2 separate regions of the Mus musculus genome follow, and region 2 is linked to region 1. Evidence: chromatin contacts called from ENCODE Hi-C or POLR2A ChIA-PET data. All regions are on one chromosome and are shown on one strand. The core of a region is the stretch at or near the end of the contact, and the rest is flanking DNA. Distances in the headings are between cores, read along the strand shown. Region 1 holds the start of Egln3 (egl-9 family hypoxia-inducible factor 3). Region 2 holds the start of Sptssa (serine palmitoyltransferase, small subunit A).

What was found. A loop is a pair of places that touch in the nucleus more often than their neighbours do. ChIA-PET counts read pairs that join two places held with the same protein, here RNA polymerase II (POLR2A).
Region 2: a loop to region 1 is called in a map of T-helper 17 cell, with 2.1 times the contacts of the local background. The contact joins the promoter of Sptssa here to the promoter of Egln3 in region 1. A Hi-C loop is called at or near these places in 1 of 37 maps with a recorded cell type or tissue (T-helper 17 cell). POLR2A ChIA-PET finds 5 or more read pairs at or near these places in 1 of 5 experiments (embryonic stem cell).

The regions. Positions count from the first base shown.
Region 1 is chr12:54,202,568-54,205,267 of GRCm38, reverse strand. Egln3 (egl-9 family hypoxia-inducible factor 3) reads left to right here and starts at 1,394. Exons shown (of 5, transcript NM_028133.2): 1 at 1,394-2,063. The coding sequence starts at 1,707.
Region 2 is chr12:54,655,318-54,658,017 of GRCm38, reverse strand. It overlaps Sptssa (serine palmitoyltransferase, small subunit A), which reads left to right and starts at 1,446. Exons shown (of 2, transcript NM_134054.2): 1 at 1,446-1,646. The coding sequence starts at 1,535.

The sequences.
Region 1 (2,700 bases), core at 145-2,644:
GTGTCTCAGGAGACTGTTTTCCAACCATCTATCATGTGCTGGCATCAGTGTTTCAAGGACATGGGCTCCTGTCACCCCAGTGCTGCTATGGGCTTTTGGACAACAGCTTCTTGAAGTTGAGCCTTTACCCTAAGGAAATACACCTTCTCCTGGACAGACATATGGAAGAGGCCAACTGAGCAAGGCCATTAACAGGGTCCCTGTTCTCCATGGAGCTAGTTAGGTTTCTTCAAAGCTGCTTACACCCTCTCTGGTTGACTGCCACTCCCCAAGGCCCTGTTTGCCCTCACTGACTACAATACAGCCTTCTTCCCAGTCTGTCAGCACTCTCTCCTCCTCTGCCTCTCCTTCACATGAACTGCACCCCCACTTCTCCCCTCAGAGAAGGTGAGCAGAGGGGCTATTGGGAAGAGAATAAAAGCAAAAAGGACTTTATGTCCAAAATTAGTGATGCTTGAAAAATCGGTGCAGTTTTTCATTTGACTTAACTGAAAATCTAAATGTGCAAAGATGTGAACTGACTCTCTGTCTCTCTGTCTCTCTGTGTTTGTCTCTCTTTCCCTCTGTCTTAGATGTCTCTGTTTCTCTCTCTCTCATTTGGAAGGAAAGGGCATCAGAAATCTGTATAGAGACCACCTTACAGTAGATAATTAAGCCTTTTGGGTAGGGCCTAGGGCTCTAGTGCAAGTTGCATGTAGTAGAAGCCAGAGAGACCTGGAACACAGTGTATCTTTTGGGGAGAGTGCGAGTGATTTTGAGAGAGAATTTCAGAACCTTTTAGTAAAAAGCTTGAGTATAAATGGTGCATGAACATCTCCCGCAGGACAAAATACAAAAATTTGCAGGATTTGGCAGTGCTCTCCCTTCCCGGGGCGCCTCCCTATCTCTCTGTCCTCCACTCCCTTCTCAGGGGATACACACCAGCCTGGCACACAGGGTGGGGGGAGGTCAAGGGGAATGTTTGTTAATGAATCAGTCAGTTTTGGTTAAAATTAAATTCACCTCTCTCTCTCACAGGGGTTGGAACAGCCAGACCCGAATCAAACAGAAGAGGAAAGAAGGAAAGACACTAGGTAGAGCTTAAACCTTAATGTTTAAGAAATATAGTCACCAGAGAGGTGACTAGCCCAGAAAGTGGCAATAAACTGTTCATGTGCATCTCAGACGTGAGATCCAGGTTTTCAAGTTTGTTAGGGGATTTAACGCAAATCAATATGCAAATCGAGAGCATTAAAAAAAAAAAATCCAGCCCTTTCTTGGGTCACACACAGGTTAGCTAGAGTGGAGCTCACCCAGATGCTCCGCAGCACCAGTCCAAGAGGAAGAGCCCGGAGGAGGGCAGTCCCGGGGGCGGGACCATGACGTTGGGGTCAAGGCGGTGCTTTCTCTCGTTCCTCCCCCGGCCACGGCCGCCGCGGCGGTGGCTCTGCATCTCCAAAAAGGGCCCTCCGACTTCTCACTGGGCCAGTCCGGCGCTGGGTGGCGGAGCCCTACACTGCTCCCGCCGGTCCCAGAGCCGGGATCCCTTCTCTTCAGAGTTTCGAGCAACTTTCCCCGCCTCTGGAGCTAAAGTGGCTCGGGGACTGTGACCACCGCAGGTGGGAGAGTCCCCGGCCCGGCTCTCCGCATCTTCGCTGTGCGCTCGCGCTGGGAAAGCCCTGGGTGCGTGCACCCTGGGGGTCCCCGGCCTCGGCTCTGTGGGCGAGATGCCTCTGGGACACATCATGAGGCTGGATCTGGAGAAGATCGCCCTGGAGTACATCGTGCCCTGTCTGCACGAGGTCGGCTTCTGCTACCTGGACAACTTCCTAGGCGAGGTGGTGGGCGACTGCGTGCTGGAGCGAGTCAAGCAGCTGCACTACAACGGGGCCCTGCGTGACGGCCAGCTGGCCGGGCCGTGCGCCGGCGTCTCCAAGCGGCACCTGCGAGGCGACCAGATCACGTGGATCGGGGGCAACGAGGAGGGCTGCGAGGCCATCAACTTCCTCCTGTCCCTCATCGACCGGCTGGTCCTGTACTGCGGGAGCCGGCTGGGCAAATACTATGTCAAGGAGCGGTCCAAGGTAGGATGCGTGCGGGTGCCCAGCCGCAGCTGCGCTGCAGGGGACGGGAAGCCTTCATTCGGAGTGTTGTGTCGCCTTCGCTGGGGTGCAGCGAACTTTGGTTTTTAACCAAGAAGTCAGCTTGCCTATCTGCCCTACTTGCGTCCCCTCCACCTCCTGGCCTAACCCCTTAAGCAAAAGTCCACGTTAAGGGGCTCAGGTGTCTCGTGATGATGAGCTTCTGCTGACTCTGAAAGAATTGCCCTGGTTTTGGTGATGACCGCAAGGACAACTGGCTGGTGGAGGGAAAAGATATTGGAAACACTGCGACACGCATGTCCATGATCCGAAGTGCCTCCTTTAAAGCCACCCGGTACTGCCCTTCACAGTAGCCAGAGGCACTCTTAACTCTACTAGAGGCAAGTCTAATTTTTGCCTTGTGTTAGTTGGCTTGTAGAGTTAGGTAGGGTGGGAGGGAAGAGTTCGGTATGACAAGGTTAAGTCCTCCACTTCTGCTGCAGCCTTTGAGCCCTGGGGCTCAGAATTCTCATAGACCCCTCAGCCCAAGTGCTGAGCCCCACGCCATCGCCTTTCTTTTCCTATAAACTCATGGCAAAATCCACTCAAACAACCTGATAAGGTCCATGAAGAGAGTGGT
Region 2 (2,700 bases), core at 197-2,696, 450 kb before region 1:
TGGTTGGTGCATACCTGTAATCGTAGCTCGAAGGAGTCTGAGAAAGGTGAATTACTTTGAGATCGAGGCCAGCCTATACTACATAGTGAGGTCCTGTATATTGGTTAAGTTATTTTTGTTTTTGTTTTTCATTTCCACAAAAAACTAGAATCACTTGGGAAGAGGGAACCTTAGCTGAGGAACATGAGATTGGTCTATGGTGGGCGTGTCCTCCCTACTGTGGGCAGTGCCATTGCTAGGCAAGTGGGGTCTGGGCCGTTTAAGAAAGCAAGTTGAGCAAGCCAGAAAGAGCATGCTCCTAAGCAGTATTCCTCTGTGGTTTCTGCTTCAATCTCCTGCCTGGAGTTCCTGGCTTGGCTTCCCTCCGTGATGTTCTGTAACCTACAAGACGAAATAAAATAAAATAAAATGACTAGGCACCTTGTGAAAGCAGATCTCAAGTCTATTGTTGTTTGTAAGGTCTTTGCTCGTAAGGAGCATAAGGAATTTAAGTTAATACCTGTCAACCTGGAAAGGTTTTAAAGCTTAAAGCAGCAGGTTTGAAACTTTTAGACATGTGAGTTGCAGGCTACTTAATTATGTCATTTCACAAGCACACAGTGCATGGGCTTTAGAGGAGTGGAATACAGCCGGTACTGCTGCAGGTCATAGGAGTGAATCTTTAGGAGACAGATCACATGCTGACCTCAAGCTGTCTTTAGAACCCACTAGATCAAGTGCACTTCTCTTGATTGTGACCTACATGGTTGTTTTCTAAGTGTAGTCATAGAAATATTGGCAACTGTCTATGGCCAATTCTTTTGTCTTTAGGTTAGGGAATACTAGTGCGTGTGTGTGTGTGTGTGTTGTGTGTGTGTGTACTCGCGCGCGCATCCTAGATAGGTCTGTTTTCACGCATGTGCTCGGAGGAAGGGAAGAGCTGATGAACATATTACTTCTACAGTTTTCAACATCTTCTTGGCTGGGTGTCATTTGGCATCCACATTCTCTTTGACCCCCGCATTCCCTCTTGCACAAGGCACTGTTTATTTGCATGCCCGACTCTTTAGTAGCATTCTCACCCAGCCCTATCATCTCTTGGCCCAGAAGGGATTCATGAGGTAGGAGAGAGATTACATACACTGGTTTCTAAAGGAATCCTTCTGGGCTGGTCTGAAGGATCCGGCCTCTTAAGGGCACCATCTCGCATGGACACCAGTGGGGACTGAAGCCGGTCTTGCAACCGCCATGCGTGCGCGTGGAGATGCAGAACTAGCACTTAAACCCAGACCGTTTCCCAGGGCTGGGGAGCTCGCTCCGGGCGAGGCGCGGGGCGGGACAGGAGCACACGAAGTGGCCGCTTGGCCAATAAGCGCAAGCCAGGAGGAGCCGGCGGTGGCCGCTCGGGTGCGCGCGGGGTTGGGCGTACACGGTGACGCGCAGGCTCGGCAGGACCAATGGGCGCAGGGTGGTGGCGGGCGGGCCCCAAGGCCTGGGGCTTTAGGAGGTGAGCGGGCCGCGGGCCCGCCTGACGCTGCTACACCGCGGGAGGCGCATGGCGGGCATGGCGCTGGCGCGAGCATGGAAGCAGATGTCCTGGTTCTACTACCAGTACCTGCTGGTCACTGCGCTCTACATGCTGGAGCCCTGGGAGCGAACCGTGTTCAGTATCCTGTGTGTCCTGGCCTGGCTGGGGCGTGGAGGGGTGCGCGCGCCGGGTTGGAAGGGGGTGGGGGGGTGTCTTGGGGTCAAGGGAGGTGGAACCGCGGAGATCCGGGTCTTGTACGCAATTCCCCTGCCCAAGGTGGAGGCATCCTGATTTCTGCAAGCAGTCGGGAGGGCGACGTCTCCCCTGGTGCTTCCTTGTCCCGCTTCGGCCGCGCCTGCTTTTGATCCTTCAGTATTCTTTGAGGCAGGGTTGCTGCAAATCGCTCCGGGCTTGGGCGTCTTTAACCCTTAGCTATTCCTGATTTGGAGCGATAGAACTCTAACCAGTTCACCAGGTTGTGAGTACGTGGTCTTGACACTCCCACACAGTTTTGGAAAGCAGTTTGTAAGTTACTGAAAGGCCTTTTGGGCTTCAAAATGGCAGTTTTAAAAGTGTGTTATATTTATGACTTCTTTGCATCATAGGTACAAGCTGTGCCCAGAAAAGACTTTGCTGGGGTTTCAAACTGTGCTTTGTTGTTTAGTTTATCACCGGTTAAGAATTGTTGAGTGATGACTTTGCTGAGCACTTTGTGTGTATGTTATCTTGCCTAATTTTAACAGCTCCAGCGAATAGCTCAAGGTTGTGAAGCCTGATGTTTGTTTTCGCCCAATGTCTATGCCGCTATCCTCTGATTTCCGTGTCGACGAAATACTAGCAATTCATTCTTTTAACGCTCCACTTCTCCTTTCCTTAATATAAAAAGAATATACCACATCACATGCTTATTTCATCCGCTCAGCTTCTTGTGGTTTAGCTTTGTTAGGAACAACTTCACAAACGCGTTCCTAGGACTGAGGTAGAGCTTCTTTGCAAGCTTTTTCAAGGGTGCTGGTGTGGAAATAGCATGAGGTTATTTGGAGCTGACTCTTGAAAAATTTTAGCGTCTTGCAAGACTATTACTGTGAGCAATTATTTCCTAACCTAAAGTTTAATAACCAGAATGTATATTTGGGGCTCCGGATTAAGAAAGCCTGATTTTCCGAATCGTTTATTTGTAGCTTCAGTTTGCT